Regions from separate parts of the Homo sapiens genome. Here region 2 is linked to region 1. A link is a loop called in an ENCODE intact Hi-C map of the cell type or tissue named here. Cell type or tissue: GM12878. All regions are shown on one strand. Links, peaks and the distances in the headings refer to the core of each region. The heading gives the core; the rest is flanking DNA. Region 1 has its middle 76 kb from the start of CAMK2D. Region 2 overlaps UGT8 (UDP glycosyltransferase 8).

Region 1 (5,397 bases), core at 157-5,156:
CATGAGGTGACTGCAGGCCACCGTCACAATATCATCTTTAATGAATGTTTATTTTCTTCCTTGTAGGAGAGTCATGATTTTTATCTTTCTTTAAAAATTGTTTTTACCACCATGTTGATTATCCATTTTACAAACTTTCATTGCCTCTTTTGATGATTAAGATCCAACTTCTTAAATTAGCCTTCAAGCTTCTTTACCACCTGGATACACACTATCCTCATTTTTTTTTTTTTTTCATTTTGCCCTTACACACATATTCCCTTTAGCTGGGAGGACATATTTGCTGTCCTGAGCATGTCTTGAGGTTATGGCCCTGCCTCTAGATTTAGTTTATTGTATCCCTCCCGGCCTTTACCTCCTGTTCATCCTTCAGAAACAAGCTCAAAGCTCACCACTTCTATTAAATCTTCCAAAACAACACCACACAAATTCCTCTCTCTGTAAAGAATTTAGTGCTGTCAGTATTCTCGTGAGACTTTATAAGTTGTTCTTGATTTCTTTAAATATACATCTTTTTGTCCCAGGGACCATATACTTGTATTTTCCGTATCTGTCAAAGTACCTAGCCCAGTGTCTTGTACCACCCATCAATTAGTGGTTAAAGAATTAATTGACAAGACATCCTGGGGAGAGAAAAAGCGTCTGTCACATTCCCAGTCTCCCACAATACACCAAAAGTATGTGCTCCACTTATAAGATCTAACACTTTTTATAGTTTGGAAAATTACTTCCAAAAAGCTAGGTGAAAGATACACAAATGCAATAATAGCTTGATTGCACTCAACAGGGAATGCATCTTAAATTCCTAGTTATGAATATTTTAATGAACAGTATCAATAAAAGCCTCTTACCCCTTGGCCTATTTGTGATGCTAAGGATTCAGTTAGTAATAACAGCTCTTTAAGGACAGAGGGAACTCAGAATAATTTATTTTTTCAAGAGCATAAAAGGCAAAGATGCTCCAGGGAAGTTTTATAAGCCACTTCCAAAAAGAAATAATTACTGAACTTACTGAAAGCATGGATGAATTGTTAGTTTTACTAAAAATAGATTTTAATAGATTTGTCCATCTGAGAAAAGTACAGTGGACAGACTTTTAGAAAACAAAATACTTGCCGTTAGAAAGAATTCCCAAATTCTACAAAATAACGGTAAGTGCTCAAAGTACACTTGAACATTTTGAGGTTTTTTTGTTAGTGAAGGTTGCACATTTAAATGCAGAAGCTTTTGCCATCTTTGTTGTCAATCCCTCCCTCATGGTCATCTAGAAAGCTGAGTAATTAGAAGTGTGAAATTAGTAGCCAGAGTGTCCCAACTTCGCCACTTGTGTAACCCAGAGCAAGATAGTGACACTGTCAAAACCTCAGTTTACTCTTCTATAAAATAGCGGTACTGATAGCACCTGCCTTGCAGGGTTCCTATGAAGATTAAATGAGATAATGCAGCTCACCCACTGAGCACAGGGTGCCACATGCTACTCTTAGAAGATGTCAGTTATAATTGTTGCTTCATCATATATCATAGGAGAAAAAAAGCAAAATGCTTCTGAAGAAGTAATGATGACTATTGAGACAGATAATATGTACAAAGCCAGGAGTACTTCAGAATTTAGAATAGCTATAAGATTTAATGAATCAAGTGAAGTGAGAAGCTTCCAATATGAATCGTAACATAAATTTTGAAGCAATTCCCCTTATAGGCAGTTCTACCCTGTAATAGAAAATGGTAAAATACAATGTACTGAAAAATAGTCAGATCTCCCTCAGGCTTTGGTTCATTATAAATTACCTTATTTAATGTACACATGTTATAAATTGAAATCTCTACTGAATAGAGCCCATTATAGCACTGAATTTATGGCAGTGGACTTTAACCAAAGGTTTTTAATTACATGAAGTTCCCTAAGGACCTTCCTAAAATGTGGCTACAACTATCACACATTCCTCTCTCTGAAGGTGGCATGCTAGGGAAAGCCAAATATGGTATGTGATCATAGAATCATATAACTTATCAATTGAAAGGTTATTACAGAACTTATACAATCCCTCAATTTTTCAGCTAAGGAAATTAAGATCTTGAGAATCTAAGTGTCTAGTAATGTTCTTTAGTGTACATTTTTTAAAAATGCAATTAAAGGGATGATCCCAGTGAGAAATGACTTATTGTGACACATCTTCAGCAGCTTCTTAGCAGAGCAGAACAAGCCAGGGATGTTATAATAACTCTGAGAAAGACATAACAAAATTCTCAGTAGGCACGTATCTAGTTTTCTTCTTAAAACTTACAATGCTGGCTGCATGGTCTTGTATTTTCTCACTTCCCTTTTCTTGTTCAGCCTTAGCTTATGGCCTTTTCATTTAGAGTGATCCTTACTTACTCAGATGCTGAGTCATTCTTGGTAATGGCAAATCACACATGCTCAGCATAGAACCTATTTCAACATATCTGGAATTAAGCTTGTGGCTTTAAATTTTAGAGGAGCCCTGGTTTCACAGGTCTTCACTAATCACAGCTTTCTCATCACTGCCATGTTTAGCTCATGTAAATATTCTTGTCTTAATAACAAAAATAGTAGCAACAACAAAAGTCTTTTGTATGTTCATATAATGGCACAGATAATGATAATTAACCTCATTGATTACTATTACATACCCGGCATTAACAACAAACCCTAAAAGATAGGAGCACTTAGCTCCCCATTCACAGAGATGAGAAAACTGAAGCAGAGAGAATTAAGTAAAATTACCCAAATACATAAATTGGCATCCAAGGAGTCCGGTTCCAGAACCTATAATTTAATCTTTACATTCTCAGTCCCTGAATCCTTAACCACTAGATTCTACATCACATGATCCTCACAAAATATTCTGAACTAAGTATTTTTAGCTCTACTTTATCAGTGATTAAACTGAGATTTAGAGAGGTTAAACTTAAAAAGGTTACATAACATGACAAGTATGTGGGAGAGCTAGGATTATAATCCAGGTCTAACTGATTGTAAAATCTGCACACCATTTAAATAGCTGTGCTTTTCAGGCCTTCAGCAGCATTATCCCCTGAGACTAGAACACAGGGGCACTGGCTCAGCTTTTGGGGGCTTCATCTTGCTCCCTATAATCCTGGTCTACTGAGAGATCATCAGGAGCCACATGGCCATCTACCCAATACTGACTGTGGCTACTCTTGCAGATCTTTTCTGCCTTGCCCTCTGTCCAAAGAGTTCACCACCCTTTGAACATTATATGTTGGATGCTGGCCACCCTTCTGATGCGAACTCAGCAAAAAAGCCAGGTTAATTCCCTCAGCTCTGGCCCCAGTTTTCTGTCCTCTTCGCACAGAGGACCATTATTCCTTCTGGTCCAAATTATTGAAGTCTCCACATTACAGTCTCTGTATATTCCTGCTTTAAAATAGTTTGATGTGATGCTATTTATCAATTTTTATTTTCAGGTATATATGTGTGTATACGTTTAAGTATATGAGTTATATTTTTGTTTTATATATTTTAATAACTCAGGAAATCTAGAACACTTTAAGCAAAACATACTTAGTGATGTAAACATGTCTGCAATGTAGTCTTAAAAACTACTTGTTAATCTTCATCGTAGTGTCTTAGTACTTTCCTTTGTATATATAAACATTTGGCTGTATTGAATTAGATTTTTCCTAAGTCAAATGGGTGCCAAGCTACATTGTTTAACAGGGTATGATGTTTTATCCTTAAATCAATAAGCTGTACTTTGAATTAGCCATGTAAAACTAGGTAAAGTAATCCAGCTGTGTCCATTTCACTCGGGGCTGACTTACCAATGCTTTGAATTGGACATGTCAGCTCCACTGCTAATGAGCAATTGCCCTTGAAAACAGCGTATACTTTTTTATTGTCCTTGGGAATATTATAAGAGCAGAATATCAAGAATTTCGCTCAAGAGATAGCAAATGCCTTTAAAAAATATTTAACATGATTTTCATGCATATTTGTGGAAAAATGAGTAGTTGATATAATATTAAAGATAACTGCATAAAATTAGGTGCTGCCAAAAGTGAGAGAGGCAATTTGTTTATTTTTATGTACTTCATTTTCATCTATGTCATATTCCTAATGCAAGATTTTGTTAAACACAAAAAATAATTGCTTTGAACATTTAATATATAATTTCCTTTTATGTGAGCAGATTAAAAACATTTAAGCTGATGCCAATTCTAGAAGTGCTAACTGCTGAAAATATGTTTTCAACTAGACATCATTAATGTCTACAGTTCTAATGAATCTTTTTCTCTTAGATCCTGAGAATCTCTGAAAGTTATGCATTTTGCCAAAGTTGCAGTTGTTAAGAAGGAGCAATTGTTGCCTACTTATTCTTGTAAACACATTTTGGCATAATTATGTAATTGTAATCCAAAATTCTCTTCTCTGAACCAAAACTACCTTTAAGAGGTAGAATGTATAGAATTCATCACCATCTTTATTGCTTTGACTCAATATAATTCTGTCAGACATTCAGCAAAAGACTTTAAACTTACTCAGACGAAAAAGTATGCTAATTTGCTAGTAGATACCAATCGCATCTTTTTCCTTAAAGTGAAGTATTGTTACTTTCAGCAACATCATTTGTAAACTGTGGCTGTCACCATGAGAGTATTAATTCTTTTTTAAAAAAATTAATGTGATATTTATATTAACATCAGAGGGGCCCAATGTCCAGAACAAAAATAATCAGTGAGTAAATACAGGAATTCTGCTTCTACCACCAGGACAATTGTGAGTAATGCCTTCCACCCTGAATCCACTCAAGGGTAAGGCAGGAGGTATTTCCTGAGCCTTGAAGCAGCAGTGAATAAAGGAAACAGCCTCAGCTCAGAGCTCAGGTTCTGAACTGAACTGTGTACTGTTACCCGTGTGGGTAACATTGGTCAAATTACTTGTGCACTCTGTCTCAAATTATTCTCCATATAACAGGAATACATATGAAACATGTAGCATATTTCATAAAGTCCTAATTCTGATACTTACCTCTCTCCAGGTTTTTACCGATCAAAGCACCAGGATCCTAACTGTAAAAGCTAGATGTTGGATCATTCCACTTAGGATTCTATATTTAACAATATCTATAAGACTTTGAACCTTATAAAAATGATAAAAATGGTTATTTAAATTAGCTGGCCCCACATTTTATAATAAAAAATACATCCAGTTTACTGTGCAACCTCACGTATACGTGTGTGCAGGGTACTTGTACATTTTCCTAAGGGATTTGATGGTATATTTTAACTCTTGGTGCTATGATGGATTCTATTTCTATACAGCTCTTGCAGTTCATTGTTCAGCTAATTGGGTCCGGGGTATCTGTTTTCTTCCTCCTGGTTTCTTATTAATGGGTTTTAATTGTGCTGCTA
Region 2 (5,397 bases), core at 212-5,211, 770 kb before region 1:
GAACAGCTCTCTCAAAGCAGGAAGACACCACCACTGAATCACTCATTCCGTTGCTAGTAAAAAATTTTTATTTAAGTAAAATTGAATTCTTCCTGTTGATGCCTCTCCTCTGAATAATGAATATTATGAGGATGAGGGAGAATCAGATTAAGACTTAAGTGTAGAAGTTTAAAAAATTCCAACAGATGAGACTATATTCAAGATGTGTTACAGAAGTGTGTCCAAGTTTTTTGTTGTTGTTGTTGTTGTGTGTGTATCTGCTTAATTAAACCCATTAAAAATTCTGAATTTGCAAAACAGGTATTAATAAAATCAGAATAGGATTTTTTCTATGGTAAATTGTATGTTGATATTGCTTTAAATTTCAAAGTCCCTGAGTATATTTAATATATAATGTGCTTTAATGTCACTAACCACAATTTTTTTCTGTAAACTATTTCTAACATACAGAAAAATATAAAGATTAACATAACAAACATCTGTATGCCCATCACTTAATATTTAAGAAGTGTTAAATGTTTGCCCTATTTTCTTATTCTATAAATATGACTCAACTTATAAAAGCTGAGTTTATATACAGCTTTTCAAGAACCTATTACAGAACATATAGCATATTTGCACACTTGATTCTACTTTGTAAATTCATGTGCACATTATTTAAACTTGATGTTTCACTTGGAAGAAAATTAGCCCCACAGTTTTTACTCATTAAAGCAAGTTATAGCTTAATGTAATAACTAAAAAGTCATGATTTGGTGTCTTGAAATATTTTGAGTATTAAATTTCTTCAAAACAATTAAAAAGTACAAAATGATTTCACAAATATTTTGTTATATAATATTCCCAAATCAAGCACATATTTACCAAATCAGATACGAATGTAAATTTCTTTAATGAACTGGATTCCTTGCAGATGCATTTCTGTTATTTATATCAAGTCAATGGAAATAAATTATATCTTCAAAATAAAATCAATATAGTGATTATTCCAAATTAACAATTCAGATAAATAGTACAATGCTACAAGGAAACAGTATCTCTGAAATGTTCCTACTATACATCTTTCCATCTAATCTAAATGTTTTAATATTTACATAAATGTCCATCCAGAGAATACGAACTGACCTACACTGTCCTAGATGCCCTGCCATTCATAAACCAAAGGTACCATTTTTATTTTGGCTATGCACTCCTAAACACTTACCTAAGTGTGGCATTCTGTATAAGTCAATTTCAACTTGGCATCTGTTATCTCTGTAAGGGAGTGCTGAGCATGACAATATATAGTCTAAAACTGACTTGGTGAATATACAACATGGAACTAGAAGAAATCCTAAACTGAAAATCACCTGCTTAGATTACTATGCTTTACAAATAACAGGGCCATAAATCGTGAAGGACTAAGCACAGTGGGAAAAAAAAAAGCACTGAAACACAACTGCAAAATAGAGAAGTGCTGAAAACGAAAAGTATGGCTAGCGATTTTCAGGTAAAGAATATGATTAAATATTAAAACTACAGATATAAAATTCATTTCATCTTAAAAATATGGAATATCTAATTTTGTTTTATTCAACAAACATGTATTGGGACAACAAATATTTATTATATGCCTTATAACCAATTAGTAAACAATATGTACTATGTGCAATTGTTGGTTGACTTCCAAACCACTGCATAGATGTAAACATTTTCTCAAATTATGCAGTAATTACAGAGTAAAAAACTTATACACATATTAAAATAGAAATCTAATTTAAAATGTTTATTAATCTCTAATATAAAGCATCACTTCATCCAAACAGAAAATCCTAGGAAAAAAGTAGGTATATTTAAATATTACCATAGTAGTCTTAATTGGGGGAAAAAAAAAAAAAAAGCAAACAAACCTCTACAAATCAGTCCTTCCCCTATTACACAGGCTAATAATTATTTTTCACATGTTGATTTTTAAGACCCTATGAGGTATAGAGGTGCCTTTGGAATCATCAAATATTAAATTACATTTTGTTAAATTTTGAAATCATCTGTATTGTTTTCTGAGTTTATTTTCAGCTAATACTAAAATGTATAATCAATGTCCTTATAGATTATCTAAGGAACTAGAACACACTTAAAATACTAAGAGTACTTTAAACAAGACATTAGAAACCTGGAGGTTTAATTACCAGGTGCTTTTTAAACACAATGCATATGCCACCAGACCCTCCTGACTGGCGGAAGCATGGATTGTCCTGAGAAACCCAACATCTCTGCAACGCTCTTGAGGCAACTTCCACTCTCTCTTCAAGGACTTTTGTTCAGTTGGCTCCCTCTGCTCCCTTCAAAACTTTCAATGGCTGCTATTCTACTGGCCTCTAACCAAAAAAGTTAAAAGTATGATCAAATTTTCATCTTAAAAATATATTTTCAATCACTCTCTGTGAATTCTGAGAGCGAGTACTTGTGAAAGCAAAAATGACTACGGACCTTCTAATCACAAATCCAAGTCCTGGTTTCCATAAAACAGGTAGCATTTGTTAAACACAAAGGAGTAACCTCCCAGGCATTGTGCTTGATAGATTTTATCTCATCTGATCCTCACAGTAGCCCTATAAAGTAGGTGCTTCTCCCCTCATTTGCTAAATGAGGAAATGAAACTAAATTGTGAGCTCAAGGTCACAGAGCTATTCGGGGCTCGAGAGGGGGTGGGAACCGAGACTGTCTAACACCCCCTCATTTCAGTACCTGACCTTCTCACTTTCTGAAATTTTCTCAGTTTTCAGCTGCTTTTAAAAGTTACACCCTCCTAACTCTCCTCTTGCCTCTCTTGTTCTGTACCTTCTCGTTTTTCTTTATTGCTTCCTATTTCTCTACCCAACTCTTAAATTTTAGGATCTCCCCAGGCCTCTGTTTCCCTATTAACTTTTGGTACTTGCCCTGGAAAACCTATCAACTTTCACGGTTTATAATTACCTATACACTGAAAACTCCTAAATGTTTCTGTGTGTCTATCCATTTATCTACCTACCATTTATCTACCTGCCTATCTAGCCCAGGACCTCTGTGCTCAGAACTCACATACAATGATTCACTGGACACACATCTCCAGTTCGATTTTCTATAAGCACTTCAAGTTCTACATGTCTAAAACTGAACTCTATCACTCTTGCTCTCAAATCTGGATCTCCTTTTAAGTTCCCATCCCATCCTCCTATACCACCCACTCCCAATCCTCCAACCAAATTGGTCACCTAATCTTAGAGGTTCTACCACCTGAATATCGTTGTAACCAAACCCCTTTTTTTCATCCCACTGCCAACACTTTGGTACAAGGACCTCAACCTCTCTTACCAAAGCCACCCCAATATCTTCTAAACTACCATCCAAATCTCACATTCCTCAGATCCATCCTTCTAGATTGCTTGCTGTAAGAGCTGTTTTCTCATCACATAGCTCCTCTGTTTAAAACAACCTTAAACTGAAAATAGTCCATACTCCTGAGAATGGCAAACAGCCCTCCATGATCTTGCTCCTGCCTCCAGTGATTCATCTTTTATGTCACCCTCTAAGAAACCCTCAAATCTCCTGTCCCCACACAGAATTGACCACTTCCAAATTTCTGCTCAGGGTACTGTGTGTGTATCTCTATCACGGCACTTACAGAACAGCCAGCACTATACTGTAGATATTGAAAATAGCCTGTTTCCTCCTTGTCTCCCCCTTTTAAACCTAGAGCCCTCCCAGGGCCTTAATTGTATGCACATCCCCAGAGCACAGTGCTTGGCACACAGTATGCTTTTAACAAATATTTGTTGAATAAAAGAATGAATGTTTGTGAAATGCTTCAGATTAAGGAGATATGATTACCACTGTTTTCAAGATCAAATTAAACCATTTTAATCATATGTATTTGATTATGTACCTCCTCCATAAGTAGATTTGCAAAATAATATTTAAATAATTCATGTAGCCTCAAGTATGGTTAGCAGGATTCTCAAATCATACTTCTTATTCTGGACTTCCGGGGTAGAAAAATATTAACTACACTACATTATAGTTAGTAAGTTTCAATGGCAGAAAGTAATATGTAAAATATTCTAGTATACATATTCCTAAACAAAGACGATCTGGGCCTATCATAAGAAAGTAAACTTTTTTTTAAAGGCTGCTTCAGTTTCTCAGAAACACCAAGATATTCCAGAAGACTGAATTGTCTGAAATTAATACACCCTCCTAAAGATCTCATACACAAATTTTTTCTATAAAAGGTACATTAAAACCTTTTATATAGAGGTCACCCTTCTGGAAACCTAAACATTTCAGTTCACAGTCCAAACCACAAATAAAGCACGTAAACTGAAAGTGTCTGTCACAAAGTCTACAGGATTTACACTCGGGCAATAGCCCACATCATTTGATGGAAAAAAAGACAACAGATAATAGAGCAGCAGGGCCCACTCACAGTCTGACAGCAGCAGAAAGTGATAGCCAATAACAGAAAGAGGACCCAGAAAAAAAAAAAAAACATAAAAAGAAGAATGGTACTTCTGTCTCTATTCTAGTATTTCAACCCAGCAGGCTGAGACCATTTACTATAAACAAAAACAGCTCTATACACCTCAGCGAATAGCACTATTCAATTCTTTATGAATTCATAAAGACAACCCAACAAGAAAGAATAACTTATATCCAATATTCTCCAAGGGAACAAGGAAGACAGTAAGATTTAGAAATTGCTTGTGGGTTATAATGGCTCTTTTTTTTTAAGTTTCAGTAATAAACGGTGTGAAGAGTCAGCTACCGAGAAAATGTGCTTATGTAAATAAGTACCAATGCAGATGAGGTCAAATAAATGAGATACTATATCTTGCATAAATAATCAAAGTTCTCACTCTCCAAGGATATCTTAGAAATTCCCAGGTGTATGTTGGAAAATCCTAGTATGAATTAAAAAGCAACAAATTGATATTATTTGATAAACAGGTGCATGATTTTAAAAAGGATTTGAGGATTGAAGATGGGATTTTTAGCAATATTTAAATGGTAATGAAGCTGATAGTTGTTCATAAGGTGCAATAAAATGTTTTAATTTAAATTATTGGGAAATGTAAACTGTCAAAATCTTTAAACGAAAAGTAGTTTTTATCCAAAAAAATTGTCATAAGCATCTTTATTTACTGCATTGGTTTATTTATTCTAAGACGCGTACCAAGCTTAAATACAACAAGCATAGTCCTCTGGAAATCTTAGATTTAAAAAGAGTTTGAACCTGTATAGTAGTATTACCTGGAAAAAGTCAGAAGTATAGTTTCTGTTCAGTTATGCCCAACCTCCTAATAGAGTATCAAGCCTTTACTAAATATCGGGGCACTATGCTTTATTGTAGTTTTTAAAGACTTGTATAATACTAAGTCA

What was found. Peaks named below come from ENCODE experiments on the same cell type or tissue, not always from the same donor. Only the 100,000 strongest peaks of a DNase experiment are listed, where the experiment ranks them.
Region 2: a loop joins it to region 1, with 4 times the contacts of the local background. A loop is called at or near these places in 1 of 110 quality-filtered maps.

What each region holds. Positions count from the first base shown.
Region 1 is chr4:113,834,614-113,840,010 of GRCh38, reverse strand. No RefSeq gene overlaps it. Among named protein-coding and RNA genes, the nearest start is that of CAMK2D, 76 kb to the right of the region's middle. In GM12878, for the core only: no CTCF peak of the experiment used is centred there; a DNase peak (open chromatin) is centred at 2,380; H3K27ac peaks cover 2,121 bases.
Region 2 is chr4:114,600,940-114,606,336 of GRCh38, reverse strand. The region is part of intron 1 of UGT8 (UDP glycosyltransferase 8); the gene reads right to left. Among named protein-coding and RNA genes, the nearest start is that of UGT8, 4.8 kb to the right of the region's middle. RefSeq lists an enhancer at 2,832-3,041. In GM12878, for the core only: no CTCF peak of the experiment used is centred there; DNase peaks (open chromatin) are centred at 2,686 and 4,346; H3K4me3 peaks cover 337 bases; H3K27ac peaks cover 920 bases.